Regions from separate parts of the Homo sapiens genome. Here region 1 is linked to region 2. The links are chromatin loops, found by intact Hi-C in ENCODE. Cell type or tissue: MCF 10A. All regions are shown on one strand. Each heading gives the region's core, and the rest is flanking DNA. Links, peaks and the distances in the headings are about the cores only. Region 1 overlaps TAPT1 (transmembrane anterior posterior transformation 1). Region 2 overlaps CD38 (CD38 molecule).

Evidence for each region. Peaks named below come from ENCODE experiments on the same cell type or tissue, not always from the same donor. Only the 100,000 strongest peaks of a DNase experiment are listed, where the experiment ranks them.
Region 1: a loop joins it to region 2, with 5 times the contacts of the local background. A loop is called at or near these places in 8 of 110 quality-filtered maps.

What each region holds. Positions count from the first base shown.
Region 1 is chr4:16,193,366-16,205,177 of GRCh38, reverse strand. TAPT1 (transmembrane anterior posterior transformation 1) reads left to right here. Exons shown (of 14, transcript NM_153365.3): 3 at 2,598-2,716. Among named protein-coding and RNA genes, the nearest start is that of TAPT1, 27 kb to the left of the region's middle. In MCF 10A, for the core only: CTCF peaks have their summits at 5,831 (motif pointing right) and 8,512; a DNase peak (open chromatin) is centred at 8,487.
Region 2 is chr4:15,799,624-15,811,435 of GRCh38, reverse strand. All of the region lies in intron 1 of CD38 (CD38 molecule), which reads right to left. Among named protein-coding and RNA genes, the nearest start is that of CD38, 27 kb to the right of the region's middle. In MCF 10A, for the core only: a CTCF peak has its summit at 5,636 (motif pointing left); a DNase peak (open chromatin) is centred at 5,625.

The DNA of each region.
Region 1 (11,812 bases), core at 1,777-9,776, 390 kb before region 2:
AGGGCAGGAGATTTTTGTCATAAAGGGACACGTAGATTTTTTAAAAGGTGAAGAAACCCTGCTTCATTCCCCACAGAAAGAGGCTGGCGTTTTTACTTGTTTATTTCTCTTGAGGCAGGTATTTTTCAGATGCTAAGTGCAGTACTATTAGGTTCAAAATAAATATGATAAGAGCAGGTTGTAGAAATTTTCACAAGTGAATATTTTGTTTACTTACAATGTCACAGGATAATTTTCATTTTGTAATTTCCTTAGCATTAAAGTTCAGATGTTAAAAACTTATGTTAAACTTTATTTTAAAATGTGTATAATGGTAAATCCAGTGGTGAGTGAGGCCAGAAGGATGAGTGAAAGTGTCATTAGTAGAAATAGTGCTTCAGTTTTCTGCAGACTGAGTGAAGTCCTGGCTCTGCCTCCACCACTCAAGAACCCAGGCCAACTCCTTGTCTCACTGCAGAGTGTGGGTGGTACTAGACTGCGGCCATGCACAGGCAGGGCCCAAGCCCAGCACCTGGCCAGTGCCCGGTTGCGTTGCCCAGAACCTGTAGAAGGCTTCTGAAGTCCTTCCAGAAAAGATCTCTCAGAGACAGAGAGCCTGGTGAACATTTCTGTCCTTTTATTGTTTTCACTTATAACTCTTTTTATTTTAAAGAAGTACCTGAAGATATTAATTAAGCAAAAGATTATTTTGAAACATGTACATTTTGATAAATCGCTGCTGAGAATGAATTTTAGAAAATATTTTAAAATTATATGTCTGCAGTTTGTAACTCAGTACTTTTAATTCAGTTTTGCACAAAGAACTTCCCAGTGTGTTCCCACTCGTATACTCTTCTGCAAAGCTTTCTGTAGTCAGTTTGAGCTGAACTGTCTTCAGTGCTTTGGAAGCTGCCTAGGAAGGAACTAAATTTCAGCCTGGCTGCCTATCCGGGACCTGATTTTCAGACTGAGTTGCAACTTTTTAGTGGATCACAAACGCTCCTGGGAACATCAGGTTTCTGGCAGTTTCTGCCCTCAGTACTGAACCAGCAGTCCACTCGCAAGGACGGAAAGGCTTCTCAGTGATAGGAGAGTAATAGAAAAGGACCATGAACTCTATCTATATGGACCTTGCTCAGCCTCCTGCTGTACTGCTTTGTGTGTAAGACAAGAAAACATGCAACACTGGGACTCTACGCTAATCTACCACACGTGACTCTATGCTAATCTAGCATCGTATTTTCACTGCTGTTCATAATGAGTCTAAATTGTTAAAAACAAAAAAAGGGCCTATATATTCAGATTAAGAAATCTGGCAAATATTATGTGTAGCATATTTTTGAGATATTTTTATCAAAAATTAATAAAGTGTATTCTTTCATTTAAAGACATGTGAATTTGTTTGCTAGGGCTGCCATAACAAAGTACCATAGACTGGGTGGTTTAAACAACAGACATTTATTATCTTGCAGTTCTGGAAGCTGGAAGTGTGCAATCGAGTGTCAGTGGGGTAGTTTCTTCTGAGGCCTCTTCTTGGCTTGCAGATGGCTGCCTTCCTCTTCGGTCTTCATATTATCTCTCCTCTGTCTGTGCCTGTGTCCAAATTTCCTCTTTTATAAGGACTCCAGTCACACTGGATTAGGGCCCACCCTAATGACCTAAACTTAAATTACCTCTTTAAAGACCCTATGTCCAAGCACGGTTACATTCTAAGGTACCAACATAGGAACTTAAATTACCTCTTTAAAGACCCTATGTCCAAGCACGGTTACATTCTGAGGTTCCAACATAGGAACTTGATAGAGAGGACACAGTTCAGCCTGTAACTATGAATTTTAATCTGTGGAGGCAGGGCAATTTATTGACTAAAGATACATGGATGCTGTGGTGAGGGCATATGTATCATACCATAATTGTGTGTCAGACATACAGAAAGTTGCCACTCTTAAAATGAGTAGCTGAGTTTGTTAGCCTAGTGGTGGCTACTTGGCCAAGTCCTCGAAAGACTTCACCCTCTTTCTGTGAAATATAGTCCTAAACTTAACAAGTAAGAGTGTCTAATGATACCACAAAAAGAAAGGGTATGGCAAGTACTCAAGAAAGGAGGAGAAATATAAACACTAGGAGGCTGGTCCTGGAATTAAGAATAAGGCCTTCTGAGTGCAGCAAGTTTCAGTGCACATGAAATTGTGTTAAAGTTAGTGATCAGTTTGCATATTTTTAACATAAACAATATTGTAACTCAATATATATTCCAGTCTTTCCCATCAATGAAGCATTCTAATAAACAGGAATAGCAAAATTATGAGGAATAAAGATTTTCCATAATATCTAGAGCTTGAGGAAGTACTCAGAAAGCCGCATCAGATGATGTGCCATTAACTATGGTCAAGGGCAACTTGTTTTTGAGTAATTTCTTTTGTGAGTCGTAAACCAAAGGCTCTGAGGAAGCACAGACTCACTCTTTGAAGAGAAGAACTGTTAATTTGTTATTCCCAGGGCTAAGTTTTAAGAAATTAATTTTTTATAATGTTTAGAAATTCTGGTTGTTTGGAATTTTCATCTACAAGTATTTTTAAAATACTTTTTTTTTTTCTTCTCTCCTTGTTAAAATTCAGCTGATGGTTTTTGGAATCTTTCTGTGCCTGGATGCGTTTTTGTATGTGTTCACCCTGCTTCCTTTAAGAGTTTTCCTGGCACTATTCAGGCTCCTCACTTTGCCTTGCTATGGCTTAAGGTAAGTTTAAGATCGTTAACTATTGTAAATGTATAGTATTTCATTATTTTTAATACTTGTAGTGGTTGCAGAGTAAGGATAATTCATACAGTTTCATCCACACTTTGGCCCTTCATGCATAAACTGTTTACCTTTTTAATGGATATTATATAATATGTTTATATAATATTAAGCTTTTTATATGCTTATTTTTTTCCAGAATTGTTTTGAACCGAAACTTTGCTTTAGCCGGTAAAATAATGTTAATGCTGGAGGCTTTGTAGCAGTGTAGAAAGGACCCGGGTCTGAAAGTCAAAGACCTACTTATCACGTTCTTAACTCACCTGGGCCTTTATTTCCCCAAAGTCCTTGGGCCTCGTAGGCATCATCTGTGGAAAGGACAGGGTTCTAGGCTGGAGTGGAAAAGGAATCTCCTCAGGAGCTCTTACTGCAAGTGTTCCTCCTCCATTTCATTTGAGAATCATTGTAATGATCTGTGGAGCCTTAGTTACTGGTTATGGACGAGACTGATTTGTGAGAGTGGAAAAACTCTGGAAGACCATTGTCCCCACGGGGAAGATCAGAGAGCCCGACCCGACATTGATTAGCTTGTGAGCTGTGCACAACAGCCTGACTTCTCTAAGTGTGCTTCCCCATCAGCAAAAAGGGGGTATTGAGAGCTCAGCATCTTTTACCACAAAGATTGGAAGATGTAAAAAAAATACCCAGCATAGTACCTGGCTCATAGTAGACCAGAACAGATAATCTGTTTTCTTCTTTTTCTTCTCTACCAAAACTCAGAATAGTAAGGTGAAGATGTTAAGCTTACATGAAGCTTAATGCTTTATTGGTCTTGAGGTTAAAAGCGAGTTTGGCTTTTACGGTTTTCTTTCTTTGTACAATTATGCCGGTGTGTCTCCACTCTGTATATAGTCACTCTTCACAGCATTTTTATTGAGTTCTTAGCATAGATGTCGAGGTTACATTTCTGACATGCATCACTTTTCTACATACATTTCATGCTGGAAAAGTTCTAAAATGCTAAAATGGACAATAATTTGTGAGACTTCATTGAACTATGGTGACTGTTCCGTGGTGTATAAAATATATAATTAATAAAATAATTTAACCATAGCAGTTGAGTTAAAAATTAGTGGTCGATATACACATTTATATGGTTTGTTTTTTTAAAAGACTGAAGCCATGAAAGGTTCTTTTTTAAAGTAGTAAATGAGCGTATACTTGATATTTAGTAACACATACAGTCTTTTTAAAAATAAGACAATCAGTTTTGATAGAAATTCCTCCCAGTATAAATTGGAATAATTATTATGATGATCACATTATAAAAGGATTTAAAATGCTTGTTTTGCAAGATTACATGGAGTAAAACAATTATAAAAATTCAGCTCCTGTCATTGTTATATGCTATATTCTGTAACTTACTTGCCTTCCAGGATAACAGTGAATTAGTGTTACATATTTTATTAATCACAAGTTAATCAAATGGGAAGGTAGTTTTAGAAATTTAGTTATTTGCTTTAAGGCATTTCTAGTACATCCTTTTTTCTTTTGGGAGAAGTTTTAAGAAGGCCTTATTATTAACAAGCCTTTTTAAAGGCATTTGTAGCGTGGTGCATTAATACTAACAAAACCTAACCACAATAAACTATTTTCTTTTATCACTCCTGGGAGCTTCATGATATCATGGCATTTTAGTTCATTTTCAGAAGACCCAAATACAATCTAATAGAACATTACCAAATATACATCTTTATTTGGAACGGGATAAAGCGAATAGAAACATGGAAATTTAGATAAAGTCAGGTGAAACACATGACATAAAATTACTAATATTGCTGGATGTGGTGGCTCATGCCTGTAATCTCAGCACTTTGGGAGGCCAAGGTAGGAGGATCGCTAGAGGCCAGGAGTTCAAGACCAGCCTGGGCAACATAGTAAGAACTTGTCTCTACAAAAAATTTAAAAAATTAGCCAGACATGGTGGCACATGTCTGTGGTCCCAGCTACACCAGAGGCTGAGAGGTTGGAAAATCACTTGACCCTGAGAAGTCAAGGCTGCAGTGAGCCATGATTATGCCACTGCACTCCAGCCTGGGTGATGAGTGAGACCCTGTCTCAAGTAAAGAAAGAAAATAACTAATACTATGTAGGGCTTTTCACATCTACATTATGAGCTACATTACTTTTTAGTTATTCTTTGATCAACAGTGTGCGTCAAGTTCATGTTCTAGCCATCTTTATGTGGACGGCTTTTAAAGACATGTCATGTTCTTAGTGGCTGTTGGCACAATGTGGTAAAACATTAAAATGATAGATAAGCTAATGACTGTATTCCTTCTGGAGTGGTCCCTTCCTTGGGCATTGGTTAGCACACGTATGAGGTATACTAAGTAACAGTGGTGATTTGCCAGTGATCCCAAGGGTCTCTCTTCGGGGACAGTTGTTTGAAGTTCCACCTTGTTATATTGTACAGGCATCTAAAACTGTGTTGCACTCAAGTTCATTTCTGTGTAGCCCCTGTTACGTGGGGGTACAGGGCACATAAAATAGCATTAGAAGAGTCTTTTCTAGACCAGCACGGTGGTACACACCTGTCATCTTAGAACTTTGGGAGGCCAAGGTGGGAGGGTAGCTTGAGGCCAGGAGTTAAGACTAGCCTGGGCAACATAGCGAGACCCTGTCTCTACAAAAAATAAAAAATTAGCCAGTTGTGGTGGCACATACATGTAGTCCCAGCTACTTGGGAGGCTGAGGTAGGAGGATTCCTTGAGCCCAGGAATTCGAGGCTGCAGTAAGCTGTGATTGCACCACTGCATTCCATCCTGGTTGACAGAGCAAGACTGTCTCTTTAAAAAAAAAAAATTCTTAAAGTGTTTGTTCTAAAAACTAAAAGATGTTACAGGGAACTGGGAAATCTTAAATCCTCTGCCAGTATTTACTTTTACTAGTGGTTAATGATCCCTACCTCTAACCTTTTTTAGATATTTTAAGATTTTTTGTAGTGCATAAGATGATTGCTTTCTTACATTAGTTTGAAATACTTTGAATCTAAATTAATTTGAGTATCATTTGAAAATAAGATGTTTTCTTTTTTCAAAGTTTTATAGCTAAAATGACACTAGAGGGCAGCCTGTTACACATGACATTTAAGACTCCATTGAGGATTTCCCCTGCAAACACTTCTTACTATTTCTGCTTTGGATTAACTGAAAAATTAATTTCATGCTATCACTAATAAATACTTATATGTATAAAAACATGAAATGCAGTTAAAATTATATAACTGTTTCAGCAATTTTAAATGATAGGAGTTTAAATGAAACTTAAATTTTCATTTAAATTTTAAATGAAACGGAGTTCAGGCAATTATAAATGCTTTGAGGATAGGCCAGGTTACACAGAATATGAAAATCCTGCCTAATGTCTTAGTGCCTTAAGTATGGTTTATCAAAATTGAGTAATTTGTGCTTACAGTAATATAGGCTGCAATTTTTGTTTCTTTGAGCAATTTAGAAAATATCTCTTTGAGCATTATTTTTAAAGTCACGAAACTTGAAATATTTGATAAGGTAAAAGTTACATAAACAAAGCTATTGTTAATATTAAGTCTAAGACCTTTCAAATATTTTGGAATATAAAAATACTTTTTAGGTTTACCAAATGATTATTTAGAAATAGCCAGATTTTGCCTTCTGATAGCTTTTATTCCTGTGTTTTCTACTTCCATTAAAGATTATTCGATTTGTCTTGCCTGTAGTGATGTCATGTTCCATCCTTTTCAGCAAGCAAAAAGTGCTCTTTCCTTCAGTCTGACTTTATTTTTTTCAAAGAAATAAGAAGAAGTGAAATAGACTGGCAAAGAAGTTGATTGCAATTTTTTAAATAATTTTTTTTTTTCACTCTCCTGTATTTCAATCTTCTTTCTGTAAAAACTTACTGTCTTCCTAGTCTCTTTGTTCTTTGAAATTGTTTTCACAAAAGGGAGGAAACAGTCCATTTGTCAAATTAATCACAATGCTGACGTGAAAACAGTAACTCTTTGCAGACTCTAGAACTGTTTGGTTCAGTATCACATCAATAATGTAAATTATTGCCTTCTTTTTATATTTGAGATCAGTGTTCTCACCTCATCTGTTTGCAGATTTACATCTTGTACAGCATTTGTGAGAAGCTTTTTAAAGCACATAGACCCCCGTGTTCTCTGCTTCATAACTTAATATTTGAACCTATTTCTAGTTCTTCTGCAAACTTGCCATGGTTTTTGACTTAAGTAAAATAAAGACCCTGTCCCTTCACTAAGGCTGAGGACAAGGGTGGTTCTACAGTGCCTTAAGTAAACCCAGCCTTCATCATGATGGCTCATCCAGCAGGGTGTTTTGCTGGCTTTGACCCTGTTGTTTAAGTACTGTTCATTATGAGATGTTGGCAGGGTAATTATCTGCAGTCATATTTGTGTGTGGTGTTTGCCAAGGATGCACTCCCTCCCTAAAAGTTAATGTCTGTCCTCAGTGATCTCAAGAATACTTCACTGAAATAGTTTCTGATGAATTAACAACCTTGAAAAATCTTTGCCCACAAATATTTTGTTGTAGACTTAAAAAAAAAATTAGAAAATGCATCTAAATTCTTTAAAAGCAGATTCACTTATGTATATCTTCCCTCTTTCCCAGATAAGAGTAGTGTCATTTTAGAAATCATTTGAGAAACTTCTTGAACGAGGATAATCTTTTTAATGATTCATGACATATAAAACAGAACTAAGTTTTGATTTATTATATGAAGTGTCTATTCCTTGGAAGAATGATAGAATTTTTTGTTTTTCAGAAAAGCAGACTGCTCTATATTATGTTAGAGGTACGAAACATCCTTTTTCCAAATTTGCTTGTAGAATTGAATGAAAAATAGCTAATTATGTACATTTGATTTACCTGGCATTTTTGTCAGCCCTCTATTCTCCTGAAATTTGTGACTTCGTTTTGTGCTTTAGAATTCTCAGTCACGTAAGTTAAAAGTTAAAGAAGATTGTAGAGAAAAATGATATAGCCTGGTACCAAGAATTGAGTTATTGTTGAAAAAACTTTACTGAAACATTTTAGAAAGTGATACATGAGTTGAACAGGCTTAAGTAATAAATGCCGGAGTGTTTTTTGGTTTTTGTTTTTTACTATTAGAGCAACTAAAATATGTGTGAGCAAATGTTCTGTCCCCTGGCCCGGCTTTAGGCATAACTCTCACATGAGGCTTCACAGGCTTTTATTTTTCTTGGTTGAAGAGGCAATAGTATCATTTTCTTTTGAGAGTTTATCCCATGGGAGAGCTCTTGTCTCCCAGAATTATGAATTTCAGATGCTTGAGAGTTTCCTAACCTTTTGAGTTTCCTTCGTATGCCTTACCTCTTTCGAAATAGTTCTGCCCAAGATTAACCTCACCTATATGTTATAATAGATTTTTCTCTTTTTAGACAAAATTAAGCCTTGATTTTGGCCTAAGTGATTGATGCCACCACTGTAGCACAAGTAGGGAGAGCTCTTGGTAACTTTCTCTGGGGAAACAAATATGCCTTTTACTTCCTTTTACCAGGGCTGATCTATGTGGCTTATTTGTTGAGAGCAATATATTTGTTATTAGAAAGTCTTCGTAACACCAGGTTTTATTGTCCCGTTTCCTCACCATGGAGCTCTAAGTAGCGTAGCAACATTACAATCTTCTCTCTTTCTTTCTCTCTCGTAAATCAGACCGAAGGGAGGAGCACTTTCACTTCCTTTATAGAATGGAATGTGGTGGCACAGGGACTCCTTGTGGTGAGTAAACCCTGATTTTTCCTTCTATACTCTTGGCCAAATTGACATTCATTAAATGCAAAAGTAAACAGGATAGGCAGACATAGCCATTAGGGGGTAGAAACATACTGAAGAAAATGTGGATCCCTGTCCTTTTTAAAATAGCATCTTTACTTGGTCTTAAAGCTTTGTCCACATTTCTTTGTGAAGGATTTGACTGTGATTTCACCTAACATGAAAATCCGCTCAAAAGTCATCTTTACACATGTTAGCTTAGACTTAGCAAATACTTCATCCCCAAAGCCACAGAAATTGGCTGAGCTTAATTCCTTCCATATAAGCAGTTTTTATTTTGCATTACTAAAATTGTGAACATAGCTTTATAAATAAGTTATTTTTTTCAGTATAGTTTGAAATTAAAGTTTAAGAAATGGTTTGAATCATTCCGTTTAAGTATTTATTTTTCTGTTACATATGAGTCAAACTGAAGATTTAAGATACTTAATTTTCTAATTCAGGAAAACATCTTGATTTCACTACTTTATTCCAGTTTACTTAAATTATAAAAGGATTTCACTTTCAAAAATAAAAACATATTATTTTGCATTTTTATTTCAGTAGTGCTTGTGTTTCTTCACTCTTCCAATTATACCACAAATGGCTGAAAATATTGAGAGAGAGCGAGAGATCTAGTCTATGTATTTTGTAATGAAATAACTCATGCTAATACTCTGGCATGTTTCAACACTGATTTGAAATAACTATGCAGGGATTCTCCCATTTTTCTCGCTCATTTTTGGTGCCACATCTTCCTTCTTGATCTTTCTGTCCACTACTAGATGTTACTTTAATCATAGTTAGCATATTATCTTCCCCTAAAGAGGAAAAGGAAACAGCTTACCCTTGATCGTCTTTCTCTACTGTATAATTCAGTTTCTGTAAGTCTATGAGCCCTTTGAAACAACTAGAGATGCTCTAACTGGTAAATTGTACAATGTAAAATTGTACAGTTACCAGAAATACAATGGAAATGGAAATGTTTGTAAGAATAAAAAGTAAAATTTTGGAAATTTAGCTAATTTGGTTTCTGTAAGGGTGGTTTTACTAGAAATTTTTAAAAGAATTCTGTTTAAATGTCTTATGTTGAAAAATGTTTAAGTTTTGTTAAATACCTGATGTAATATTACTTGTGTGATGACATACACCCAAACCTGCAAATTAGATTAGTGGGTTTTTCACTTTGCCCAACAGTATGTTTCACTTGTTTATGCTTTCATATGGGGTTTTCATCATTTGCAAGGTGAATTGCCAGTAACCACCACTTAGCCATTTATAAGAACTGTAGCATGAAAGTATTTTTCAAAAGCCAGTTCGGGGTTGAATGGCAGGGCCTTGGATAAGCTTCTTAGGGAGTTTGAAGTGCTTATCAGATAGTCATCTAAAAATATCCTGGCAGAGAAGGAACAAATAAACTGATTGGTTCAAGTTGTTTTAACCAGGTAAACTTATTTGTGAGGTTAGGTCTTTTCTTAGAAAGAGGCTGTGGTACATACAGCTGTCTTTTAAGATGCCACCTTAGAAACAATTTTTTATTTTGGCAGCCTTTCTTTTTTATTAACAAGGACATTTATATGAAAACAAGACCCTTATCGGGCACGGTGGCTCAAGCCTGTAATCCCAGCCCTTTGGGAGGCCGAGGCCGGTGGATCACCTGAGGTCAGGAGTTCAAGACCATCCTGGCCAACATGGTGAAACCCTGTCTGTACTAAAAATACAAAAAATAAGAAGAAGAAGAAGAAGAAGAAGAAGAAGAAGAAGACAGAAATCAAGACCCTTGTTTTTTAAAGGTTCTGCTTCTTGTATTCTTTATATGAATAATATTCCTCCTGAAAATCACAGTCATTCCTGCAGCAACCAATTATGATGTTAGCAATGGATGGAACGCTTCCACCAGAGCAGGGGGTGCACAGAAAGCAGTGAATTCAATATGTGTATATCGTATATATATCATAATAGTCCAGTTTTTTTTTGCGTTCATTTTTAGAAATACCAAATGATAGATAGGTTTGTTTTTTTGTACAGCAATTTATTGAGATGAGATTGCGGTACAGTGATAAAGTATCCAGTGTAAAATTTTACAGAAAGATAGTAGGTTCTGAGTTGTTGATTCCTGCAAGTTTAGAAGTTCTGTTTTAAAAAGTCTAGAGTGCAGATGTTTCTGAAGAGCATGCCTTCTGGAGCCAGGTTGCCAAGTTTCCATCCCTGCTGCACCGTGTGGGAACTTAATCACTGTACAACCACAGGCATGTTCCTGACTGTCCCTTGGCTCATTTGTAAAACCAAGATGATTAAATAAATAGGATTATTGTGAACACTGAAAGGAATATATGTGGAGTGTCTAGAACAGTGCTTGCCACGTAGTAACTGAATTGTAGCATTAGGTGTTTCTACAACTTTTCTTTGTTAATTTATCAGCTTGGTTCAAAAAGTGTGGTATTATATCATTTTGGGATATGTGTTTCCAATGTTTGGTAGATCTAATTTCTAACTATGGCTTGTATTAAATATACTATTCCTTCATTGATATACTAACACGTTGTTCTTTGATTCAAAATATGTATATAAAGAAACACAATTGGATATATACTTAAAAGCCCTTTGTCTCAAATAAAATTGCTCTGACTGAGATCACTCAACTAAGTAGATGCCATCTAATACGAAAAGCTCTAAGTATAGTTTTCTACTTTAATTAGTTATCAAAATTATTTTCATAATTAACACAAATTAATACTACCCTACTTTTAGCTCGTATCATTTTCTTTAATTTATAAACATGACTTACAGTCTTTAAACACAAAAGCCCATGACTGTTGATGATGTGTGACTTTCAGTATATGCTGAGCTGTGCTACTCTTCTGAGTGGGGGCTGGTGGCTCACGTTTGTTCCCTGCTGCCCAAGTGGAGACAGTCACACCAAGGCCAGGAGCTCACAAGTGTTCAAAACGTCTCCTCTTCTCAGTGTTTGAATGAGAAATATGTTTAAGTGATCAAGATCCAATTCTTGGCAGATATAATAGGTCTTCCATTTTCAGTCTTGTAGGGATAAGGGCAGGAAATTATCTTGATATTCAGGTAGCCCTTGGCAGAGATCTGTGCTCTGGGCTGGTTGGTTGGGAGTCAGGAGATGAAGGACATTCTTTGTTCCCTGAGGAGAAAAAGGTCTCTCTTTCTCTCTGTGGGAGAAAGAGGAACATCATTGGATAAAAGAAAGTCATGGTGAAAAAGAAATAATGACAGAGATTGATCAACTTTG
Region 2 (11,812 bases), core at 2,493-10,492:
ACTCAAAATGAATGAAAGACCTAAATATAAAAGGTAAAATTAGAAAATTCTTAGAGGCAAACATAGAATAAAAAATTGTCATAACCTTGGATTAGGCAATTATTTCTTAAATATGATACCAAAAGCACAGCAACAAAAGAAAAAATACATAAATTACACTTTATCAAAATTAAAATCCTACGTTCTTCAAAGGACGCCATCAAGAAAGTGAAAATAAAATTCACAGAATGGATTAAAATATTTGTAAATATTATTTCTGTTTCAGGACTTGCATCCAGAGTAGTAAAGAGCTCTTATAATTCAATAATAAATGGATAACCCAATTAACAAATGGGCCAATAATTTTATACACATTTTTTCATAAGAGATATAAAAATGGCTAATAAACACACATAAAAATGCTCAACATCATTAGTCACTAGGGAAGTAGAAATCAAAACGAAGAGATACCACTCACCACTCACTAGGATTGGGCTAGGGGTTGAATTATGTCCCATTTGAAACTCACATAATGAAGTCCTCAGCCCAGTACCTTAAAATGTGACCATTTAAAAATAGAACAGTTGCAGGTGTAATTAATTAATGCAAGGGTGGCATCCAACAATCATGTTTTAATAAGCCCTCCAGGCAATTCTGATGCAAGTTTAGGTTTGAGAATCATTGGGTTATACATGAAAATGTGAAGAGTTCAACAGCGGTTTCTTTCCAATATCTGTGCACCATATTTCCACTTCATCCACACTTGCCTTTGAAAGCTATGCCAGGAAACCATTATCAACCTGGTTTTCTCCGTACATTATATATTTAAGGAAAAAAAAGCTTATTACATTATGTACTTCAATGTCAATGAAAATTTATGGGGCACCATTTTGGATAGTTTAGAGAAAAGAGATTTGGCAGCGATTTTCCTTTAGGGGATCTTGTTTCAATTCTATTAATGCAGTGGCCTTCTTGGGAACTTCCTGTTCCCATACTCCAACTCCCTTGTAAAACTCTTCTACATCTTTCCTTAGCAGCATCTTTGCAGACAAAGATGGAAGAATAAGATAATTTTCCACTACAAAAGATCTGGCAGGAAAGAGAAATTCATGTGCACTGAGCACCTACATGTACCAGATGCTTTCATAAGTGTGTTTATATATAATCACCAAAACTTTTATTGAGTCCCACAGAGAATTAAGACACCTCCAGAATTATTTTTATTCTTCTTGGGTATATATATCCTACTTCAAGAAACATTACCTCAGTATTCAAGAAAGTCCAGGTTACAAATTTAACAGAATTCCTTGTTTAGACGGAGCAGAGCTATAGAACGTTAGAGTTGAAACAGACCTAGGAAGAGTTTGTAACTTAACTCTCTGCCCTTTCTACATCTTATGAATCCGAGCTTTCAGTGTGCCCTACAAATTAGAGAAAATGAGTAGAGGCAATGAGAAATCTGGGGGCAGGTTTTATGAAACTATTTATTTTATCCTTAAAGCCAAACACCTCACCTTGGTTGTGCGAGTCAATTTTTTTGTTGGTTTGGATATATATGTTGAAATAAAAAGGGATTGGGACTGCAGTAGACAGGGATGGGGGCAGATCTTTCCAACTAAAGAAGGAGCAGAGAAGGAATGAATCATTTCTGGAAGTTCAATAATATTTTTTTCAAAGATTCTTCTGTTCCAAAATTGGAAGTCTTCATCAGGAGACGTCTAGGGGTGCCTGCAGTTGGGACAGGGAGACAGTGTCACGGCAATTACTAGCTCAGCAGCCGTTCCTGAGAGCTCATTCTGTGCCGGTGATTTGCTCCTTCCTAAACCAGAAGTGCTGTTGGAAGTCAGAGGTTCTCAGCCCTGGCCACACTTCAAGGTCACCTGAAGAGCTTTGGAAAAGCTGCAGTGCCTGCTTTCAGACCCACCAAGTGAGAATGGGGAAAATGGAAGACCCCAGAACCAAGAATTTCTAAAAAGGTCTCCCAAACGATTCTAATGGTCAACCAGGGGTGATGAGAAGTAACCTAACGAAACCCCTTCATTTCGCAAATGAGAAAAAGGAAGTTTATAAAGGAAATGTGACTAGCCCGAGGTCACACAGCTGTTAAATGTTAGACCAGCAGTTATTCAACTAGTTTTCCCCAGCACTTAAACTCAGGCAGAACCAGAACCTCCAAGTGTCTCCTGATTCCCTCCACCACCTCCCTCAGCTGCTACTGCCTTACTTTACTTTCATTTCTTACCGCCAGTTAGCCAACAATCAGCAATGACTAATCATTGTACTAATTATAACAACCACAACAATTAGCATTTACCAAGTGCTTTCTTCACGCAGCCATCTGGCTAAGTGTTTTACAGGCATCTCATTGGATCCTCATTCACACATACCTATTATCTCCAGTTTACCTATAAACTCAGAAGACCAAGTAACTTGCCCAACACTCCACAACTAGAATATCCCAGCCAGAATTTGCATCTTGTCCTGTCCAAGTCCAGACCACATACCCCTAGACACTTCACCAGACAGCCTCCCAAGAGGCCATCCCAAACGTTGCTTCCAAGAACAGAGGGCGAGCCCCCTACAATATTTTTAGAGAAAGAAAAGCTTTTCTTGAATAGCTCTTTTTCCAGAGCCACCTACTCAGCCACCATGATGGAACCAAATAGTTACCGTAGGGCCAGGCAAGGCTAATGCAATCAAGCAAACAAATCTGAAAGTAATTCATAACATCATTTTGAACTGTTCAACTATAATTCCTTCATCCTAAGACCTTAAAACCAGGGCATCTTCAATGCTTCTCTGTCCAAAAAACACTAGGAGAAATCACCCCACACTGATCAATCCATGTTGTAAGAATAGCTATCCCTGGACTAGTATAGAGTGGTTTTGTGACCTTCTATTCTCCTTCTTATAGTCTCAATTTTTCTGCGATAAGCATAAATTACAATGGGGGTCATAACAAAAATTTGATTTTCTTGTTAAATTGCCTGGGCAACTATACCAAATGTTGGAGAATCTTGGAGGGTCTTAGGAAATGGAAACATCTCAGGTCCAAGCACCCTTGGTGGTCACCTGTTATTTTTGTGCCTCTCCCAGGTCTCTTGGTCACAATGTATCCTTTCGCATCCCTCATCCAGATAAAGACCACACTGTGTAACAGGTAAGACAGTGTTGGTGCCCCAGACCCATGTGCTGAGGTCTAATGATGTGAAATGTGGGGTGGGGAGGGAGGCTAGGACTACAGACCTCTTCCAATAGAGCTTTCTCCCCAAACACTTCCTTGCATCCTTAAGCAAAATTGGATACCTAGTCACAAGAATCACAGAACACACCCAGAATCACACTACAAATAATGTCAGGGAGACAGGTAATAAAGAGTCTCAAGCAAAGCAAGGAGAGAATGGCACAACCTGCAAAGCCCCACTGGTCCTGCCTTCCTTCCTGCATGAGACATATGCTTTCAGGCCCAGAAGAATGAATAAAGTCACTAAGTGAGGTTTCGTGGGGTTCCTCACACAGTCAAAGGGATCTAAGGGATGAAGTCTCCAATTTATTCCATAGAGAATTGTACAGCTTACATGATCTTCCAGGGAATCATGCCTCACGGATTCTGGATTTAGTTTTCAGAAATAATCCTTTAATCAAGGACATCCTGCTAAGGGTATTCTAGAGATGGAGCTCTTTGTTTTAGCAAATATTTTCAGTCTATCTGCATAGAGCTCCAATAGAAAAGGAGATCAGACCAGCTCATCTGCCTTCCTCTGGTTCCCTCAAGAGCACTCCTCTCCTCAAATTGAGTAAAGTGATCCCAGTCTAGCTGCTTTAGCTCCTTCCTTCTGGGACCTCACATGCACAGGCTGTATTGTATGTGGAGATGTTGATAATGACAAAGCAGTGCAGCCCCCCCTGACACTCAGGAGCTGGCCTGGCCCCCACAGTTGGGCCTTAGTGTCCTTCAGCTGAGCATAATCAACTCCATGGGACACCAGCATCAGACAAGGCCACTGTGTACGTGGCCTATCACCATGATAGACCATGATGTGAACACAAGCAAAAATAGCATCCAAACCATAAAGTAATAGCCAAACATCCTTTTATCATAGCTGATAGGAGTGACTGCCACTTCTTTACTTATTACAGCTTCAGCCTTCTCATTCTTCCAGCCCAGTAGAGGAAATTTATTTAAACATCCTACCACAGACTTACTACCATCCCACTACTTCCTGGCAGCATCCAGGAAAAGCCAGTCTCCTTGAACCTTTCCCCCAAATCTCCTAAAACAAGCCCAAATCCTCAGTAAGTCCTTTCTAACGTCATCGGATAAAACCTGCCCCACCCTCATGAGTCTCTACGCTGAGTGTCCTCCCTTCTTGCAGAGAGCAACAAACCCACCTTTTTCAATTACAGTGTGTTCCTGGTGGTCTTAGGTTGTGGGGGCATTGACAATAACAAACAATCTTGAAGGTGATATTAAAGAATCAAAGGGATTATGACAATTGGACTGCCATAATCAGTGTTTATGCTTGGCCAAAGCTCCGTGATCAGCTTCTGAACAAGACAACTAACCCACTGATGAAAGTTTACCTAGAAGGCTGGAGAAGCCTCGATCTGTTAGCAGTTTTCTGCTCACCTCCGCAAACGGTGACCTGAGGCTCAACACAGCATAGGATGGGCACAAATGTCAAGATTCAAGGTCAATGGCATGTTTTCCCTTTCCTACCATTCTGCTCCTGCCAATAGATCCCAGACCTCTCACTCACCCTATCGCCCTGTACATCATTCCGTCGAGTTCACCTCCCACCACTTTCTTCTGCCTTCTCTGACCTACCCAAGGTGGATTGACTCCAGGTGCTCAGAGGGAGGAGGCAGCACTACCAGGAGAAAGGGATAGTCATGATCACCAAAGAGCATTCACCACCTGCCACTGTGCCAAGTACCTGCCATTTAAATCTCATACTAGTCCATGGGCGGGGTATTAGCATCTTCCCTGTTTTAGAAATAAAGAGACTAAAGCGTTATCACCTTGTCCAAGTGGCAGAGCTGCCTCACATGCCAAACTGTGTTCTTTTTGCAAAGCAATGCTGCCTCCCACAGGAAATTTACAACCATGGCCCTACCCACAGAATAGGATTGGTTCTAACAGAAATGAGGATCTGAGACCCCAAGAGGAGTTCTCATTTCCCTAGATGGTACAAAAGGGTCAGGACCAGAATAGGGCACAGTTATTCCCCAGTGCTGGGGTAAAGTGAGTCAGATAAGAGGGCACGGGGCAGGAAGACATGAAAACACAGATATATTTGGTGGTTAAATCCAATTTGTCTGCGGTCAGCCTACTTCAGGTGTCACAGCTCTGTGCTAGCACCTCTCTCTAAACCTATACCATTCTCACAAAGAGCAACTATGTTTCAAAGTCCCCATCAATTAAGCAATATCACCTTCATAATGTGTCCCTCTCCAGGAAAACTCTCACCCCCTAAATCCTCTTGCCTAAAAGCACTCAGATCTTGCAGGGTAATTACACTCGTCCTTTAAATTTTACAGCTGTCAGTTCCCATAGGGCAGGCTGTCTGGGCTCAAAGAAAACAAGCAGGTTAACTCAGCTATTAATTCTCAAATTTGAGGCTACCAGAACCTGTGTTGAAGGTAAAGACTGCCACCTTGTGGGAGAAGTGAGTGACTGGTGAGAGTCACTGAGACAATTAGGATTATCTAAGTAGAATCTTACAATCAGAAAACTCTTCAGGCTGAAGGAAAGCTTAGAAATCATTAATTCATCAACCTAGCAAATATTTATTGAGCAAATACTAGGTGCTAGAAACACTTGTGAGCACTTAGGGTACATCAGTGAACAAAACACAGGTCTCTGTTCTTCTAGGAGTTTACATTTTACTGGAACAAAGACGGACAATAAACAATAAACATAATGAATATGTAAGTTATAAAGCATGCTAGAAATTTATGAGTTCTATGAGAAAAAAATGTAAAATAGACTAGAATGAATGTCAAGAGTGAGGGGGGAGGAGGTGTTAGTGATATTAAATAGGGTGGCATTAAATACGGTGGACAGTTGACATTAAATAGGGTGGACATATTTGAGTAAAGAATTGAAGGAAGCGAGGACTTAGCTCCACAAACATCCCAGGAACATTCTAGGCAGAAGGAATAAGCGTCACAAGCCATATTAGAAAAAAGTTAACAAACTGGACCTTAACTAGATTTTTTTAAAACTTTGTTTTTTAAAAGTTTTTAAAAGTTTCCATTAAAGAAAATGGAAAGGTAAGTCATAAAATGAAAGAAAATATTTTTAGTACACATCTGAAAATGGACTTCTTTTCAGAATATATAAGCTTCCTACGAGTCAATAATAAGATCAAAAAAACTAATTTTTCTTATCACTTTTAAATGACATGTAATTGCACATATTTATGGGGTGAAGTGACATTTCAATACGTGCATACAATGCATAATGATCGAATCTGTGTAATTGGCATATCCATTATCTCAAAGGTTTATCATTTCTTTGTGCTGGTAATGTACAAAATTTTCTCCTCTCAGTACTTGAAAATATACAATAAGTTATTGTTCACTATAGTCACCCTACAATGCTATAGAACACTAAAACTAAAACTTATTTCCTCTATCCATATATATAATTTTGTATTCATTGATCAATCTCTGTCTCCCTACCCTTCTCAGCTTCTAGTAACCACTATTCTACTCTCTACTTCTCTGAGATCAACTTTTTTAGCTCCCACATGTAAGTGAGAATATATGAAACTTGTCTTTCTGTGCCTGGCTTATATCACTTAACATAATGTCCTCCAGGCTCATCCATGTTGCCACCAATGATAGGATTTCATTCTCTTTTATGGCTGCATTCCATTGTCTATATATCCCACATTTTCTTTATCTCTTCATCTGTTGATAGACACTTCGGTGGATTCCATATCTTCATTATTATAAATGAAACTACAGTAAAGATGGGAGTGCAGGTATCTCTTCGACATATGATTTTATTTTCTTTGGATATAGGTCCAGTAGCGAGATTACTGGATCATATGGTAGTTCTATTTTTAGCCTGTTAAGGAACTTCCACACTGCTTTCCATAATAGCTGTACTAATTTACATTCCTACCAACAATGTGTGAGAATTTTCTTTGTCGCTTATACACTGTTGGTGGGAATGTAAATTAGTTCAACCGCTGTGAATATCACTTTGGAGATTTCTTAAAGAACTATTAATAAAAACTGAATTACCATTCAACCCAGAAATCCCACTACTGGGTATATGGCCCACAGGAAAATAAATTGTTCTACCAAAAAAAAGACATGCACTTATATGTTCATTACAGCACTATTCACAGTAGCAAAGACATGGAATCAACCTAGATGCCCAATAATGGCAGATTGGATAAAGAAAATGTGGTGGTATGTATACACCATGGAATACCATGCAGCCACAAAAAGAAGAATGAAATCATGTATTTTGCAGCAACATGAATGCAGCTGGAGGCCATTATCCTAAACAAGTTAACGCAGAAACAGAAAACCAAATACTACATTTCTCACTTATAAGTGGGAGCTAAACATTGGGTACGCATGGACATAAAAATAGGAATGCTAGGCACTGGGGAGTATAAGAGGAGGGAGGGAAGGAGGAAGGAAGGGTTGCAAAACCACATATTGGGTACTATGCTCACCACCTGGGAGATGGGTTCAATCATATTCTGAAACCTCAACATCATGCAATACACCTGCACATGTAACCCCTGAATCTAAAGTAAAAGCTGAAATGTTTTAAGTTTCCTTTTATCTGCATTCTTGCTAGCTTTGTTATTTTTTCTTCTTTTTGATGATAGCCATTCTAGCTGGCGTGAGATAATATCTCACTGTGATTTTGATTTGCATTTCCCTAATCATTAGTCACATAGAGCACTGTTTCAAATACTTAGTGGCCATTTTATGTCTTCTTTTGAGAAACGTCTGTTCAGATCAATTGCCGATTTTAAAAATCAGATTATTTGGCTTTTTGCTGTTAAGTTCCTTGTATATTCTAGATATTAATTCCTTGTCAGAGAAACCGTTTGCAAATATTTTATCCCATTCTGTAGTTTGTCACATGACTCTGTTGATTGTTTACTTTGCTGCACAGAAATGTTTAGTTTGATGTAATCCCATTAGTCTATTTTTGCCTTTGTTGACTGTGTTTTGGAGGTCTTATCCATAAAATCTTTGCTCAGAACATTTTCCTTATGTTTTCTCTTAGTAGTTTCATAATTTGGGGTCTTACACTTAAGTCTTTGATTCGTTTTGAGTTACTTTTTTATATTATGATAGATGGGGCTCTAGTTTCATTCTTCTGCATATGAATATCCAGTTTCCCCAGCAATATTTATTGAAAAAGGTGTCCTTTCTTCAGTTTATGTTCTTAGTGCTGTTGCAGAAAATCAATAGGCCATAAATATGTGAATTTATTTCTGGGTTCTCTATTCTGTTCCATTGATTTATGTGTTGCTTTAATGCCAATACAATGCTGTTTTACTATAGTATTATATTTTAAAGTAAAGTAGTGTGATCCCTCCAGTTCTTTTTGCTCAGAATTGCTTTGGCTTGGCTAGGAGCAGAGGCTCATGCCTGTAATACCAGCACTTTGGGAGGCTGAGGCAGGTGGATCACTTGAGGTCAGGAGTTTGAGACCAGCCTGGCCAACATGGTGAAACCCTATCTCTACTAAAAATAGGGCATGGTAGTGCATGTCTGTAATTCTAGCTACTGAGGTGGCTGAAGCAGGAGAATTGCTTGAACCCAGGAGGGAGAGATTGCAGTGAGCTGAGATCATGCAACTGCACTCCAACCTGTGTGACAGAGGGAGACTGTCTCAAAAATAAAATGAAATGAAGTGAAATAAAATAAAATAAAATAAAATAAAATAAAATAAAATAAAATAAAATAAAATAAAATAAAACAAACAATTGCTTTGGCTATTTGGGGTCTTTTATGGTTCCTAACAAATTTAAGAATCTTTTTTTCCATTTCTGTGAAAAATGCCATTGAAAATTCGATAGAGATTGCACTGAATCTGTAGATTCCTTTGGGTAGTATGGAATCTTAACAATATTAATTTTTCCAATCCATGAACATGGGATATCTATCCAATTTTTTATGTCCTCTTCAATTTCTTTTATTAGTGTTCTGTAGTCTTTATTCTAGAGATCTTTCACCTCTTTGGTTAAATTTACTCCTAGGTGGAGGTTTTTTTTGGGGGGTAGCTATTGTAAGTGGGGTTCCTTTTACAGATAGTTTATTATTGGTGTATAGAAATGCTACTGATTTTTGTATGTTGATTTTGTATCTCACAACTTTACTGAATTTGTATATCAATTCTAAGAGTTTTTTGGTGGAGTCTTTAGATTTTTCTGTAGGTAAGAGGATGTCATCTGCAAACATGGTCAATTTGACTTATTCCTTCCAAATTTGGATGTCTTTTATTTCTTTCTGTTGCCTAATTGCTCTGGCTAGAACTTCCAGTACTATGTGGAATCAGAGTAGTGAGGGTAAGCATCCTTATCTTGTTCCAGTTTTTAGAGAAAAAACTTCCAACATTTCCCTGTTTGGTACAATATTAGCTGTGGATTTGTCATATATGGCCTTTATTAAGATGAAGTGTGTTCCTTCTTCTAAACCTAATTGTTTGAGAGTTTTTATCATGGAGGGATGTTGAATTTTATCAACTGTTTTTCTGCATCTATTGTGGTGATCATATGATTTTTGTCCTTCATTCCGTTGATGGGATGTATTATGTTTGTTGATTTGCATATGTTGAACCACTCTTGCATCCCTGGAATGAATCCCACCTGGTTTTAGTAAATAAACTTATTAATGTGCTGTTGGATTCAGTTTGCTAGTATTTTGTTGAGGAACTTTCCATTTATGTTCATCAGGGATACTGGCCTGCAAAATTCTTTTTTTGTTGTTGTATCCTTGTCTGGTTTTGTATCAGGTTAATTCTGGCCTTATAGAATGAGTTTGGAAGAATTCTCTTCCCTTCAATTTTTTGGAATAGTTTGAGAAGAATTGGTAGTTATTTTTCAAAGTTTGGTAGAATCCAGCAGTAAAGCCATCCAGTCCTGAGCTTTTTTTTTTAATTGGGAAACTTTTTATTGTTGTTTAATAAAAATTATTATTGAGGTTCCTCAATAATTGTTATTGGTCTATTCGGATTTTGTATCTCATCCTGGTTCAATCTTGGTAGGTTGTAGGTGCCCAGAAATTTATCCATCTCCTCTGGGCTTTCCAATTTATTGGTGTTCATAATAGTCTCTTACGATCCTTTATATTTTTGTGGTATCAATTGTAACATCTCCTTTTTCATTTATTTGGTTCTTCCCTCTTTTTTCTTAGTTAGTCTAGGTAATGCTTAGTCAATTTTTTTTAAAAAACAACTTTTCATTTTGTTGATCTTTTGTATTACTTTTCCAACCTATTTCATTTATTTCTGTTCTGATCTTTATTATTTACTTCCTTCTACTAATTTGGAGTTTGGGGGTTTTGTTGTTGTTGTTTTGCTTTTATAGTTTCCTGAGGTTCACTGTTAAGTTGTTTTAAATCTTTCTACTTTTTTGACGTAGGCAATCATTACTATGAACTTTCCTCCTAGTACTGCTTTTACTGTATTCCATAGATTTTGGTATGTTGTGTATCAATTTTTATTTGTTAGACATGTTTTCATCATTTTCAGTAAGTTTTTTTATTTTTCTTAATTTCTTCATTGACCCATTGGTCATTCTGGAGTATGTTGCTTAATTTCCAAGTATTTGTACAAAACAAAAACCCTAATTTTTAAAGATGGGCAAAAGATTTGAACACATACTTCAAAAAGCCTATGAGATGATCCTCAGCATCATTAGTCATGGGGGAAATGCAAACTATAACCACCATAAAATAACACTATAAATTTTTAGATGGCTAAAATTTAAAAGTCTGACAATACCAAATGTTAACAAGGACGTAGAACAACTAGAATATTCACACACTGATGCTACACATGTAAAACTATACAATTGCCTTATAAAACAGTTTGGTGGTTTCTCAAAAAGCTAATCAACTTATGTACCATATGGCTCTGCTATTCTATTTCTGGGTGTTCACTCAAGAGAAATAAAACAGTATGTGTAAGAATTAAAGAAAGAGGAAAAAAAACACGAAAGGTGGCTTGCCAGTTAAGACAGGTTTATTTTAGAGAAAACGAACCTGTGAGGAGCTTTTGGCTGAGCTAGGTCAACAGCACACTCTCTTACAGACTAAGAGTTTTTAAGGATTTAGGATAGGAGAGTTTATTAGAGGCTTGGACTGCTTTTGTGTTTTTTGTTGTGCTTATTTTGGAGGGAGAGTTGTGTGTCTGTTTTTATACATTTTTCTGCAGCTGCAGGCATACCCCCCGAGTCTGCTTTTAGCTTCCCTATTTTAGTGCACCTGAAGGGAAAATAATGTGTTTATTAACGCCCACTGTTTTACTGGGGCCCACTGTATGAGGGTGAAGTGTGGCAGTTACCCAAGAGACTTTTCTCCCTCCTCCCTCTGTGCCTGAGCTGTTTTATCTGTGGTTTACTGTTTGCTCTTTCTGGCTACTTGTAGTTAGAAGAGAAGTGATTTCCCTGAGATGCATGAGGCTAAAAATGGAGCTGGAACTTAAAGTGGCAGTGTTTGTCCAAGAGGACTGTGCTCCTGCTCTGTCAGTATGTCCATACAATAACTTGTACACTAATGTTCATAGAACCTCTATTCATTGTATCCAAAAAGTGACTACAAGCCAAATGTCTATCAATAGATAAAT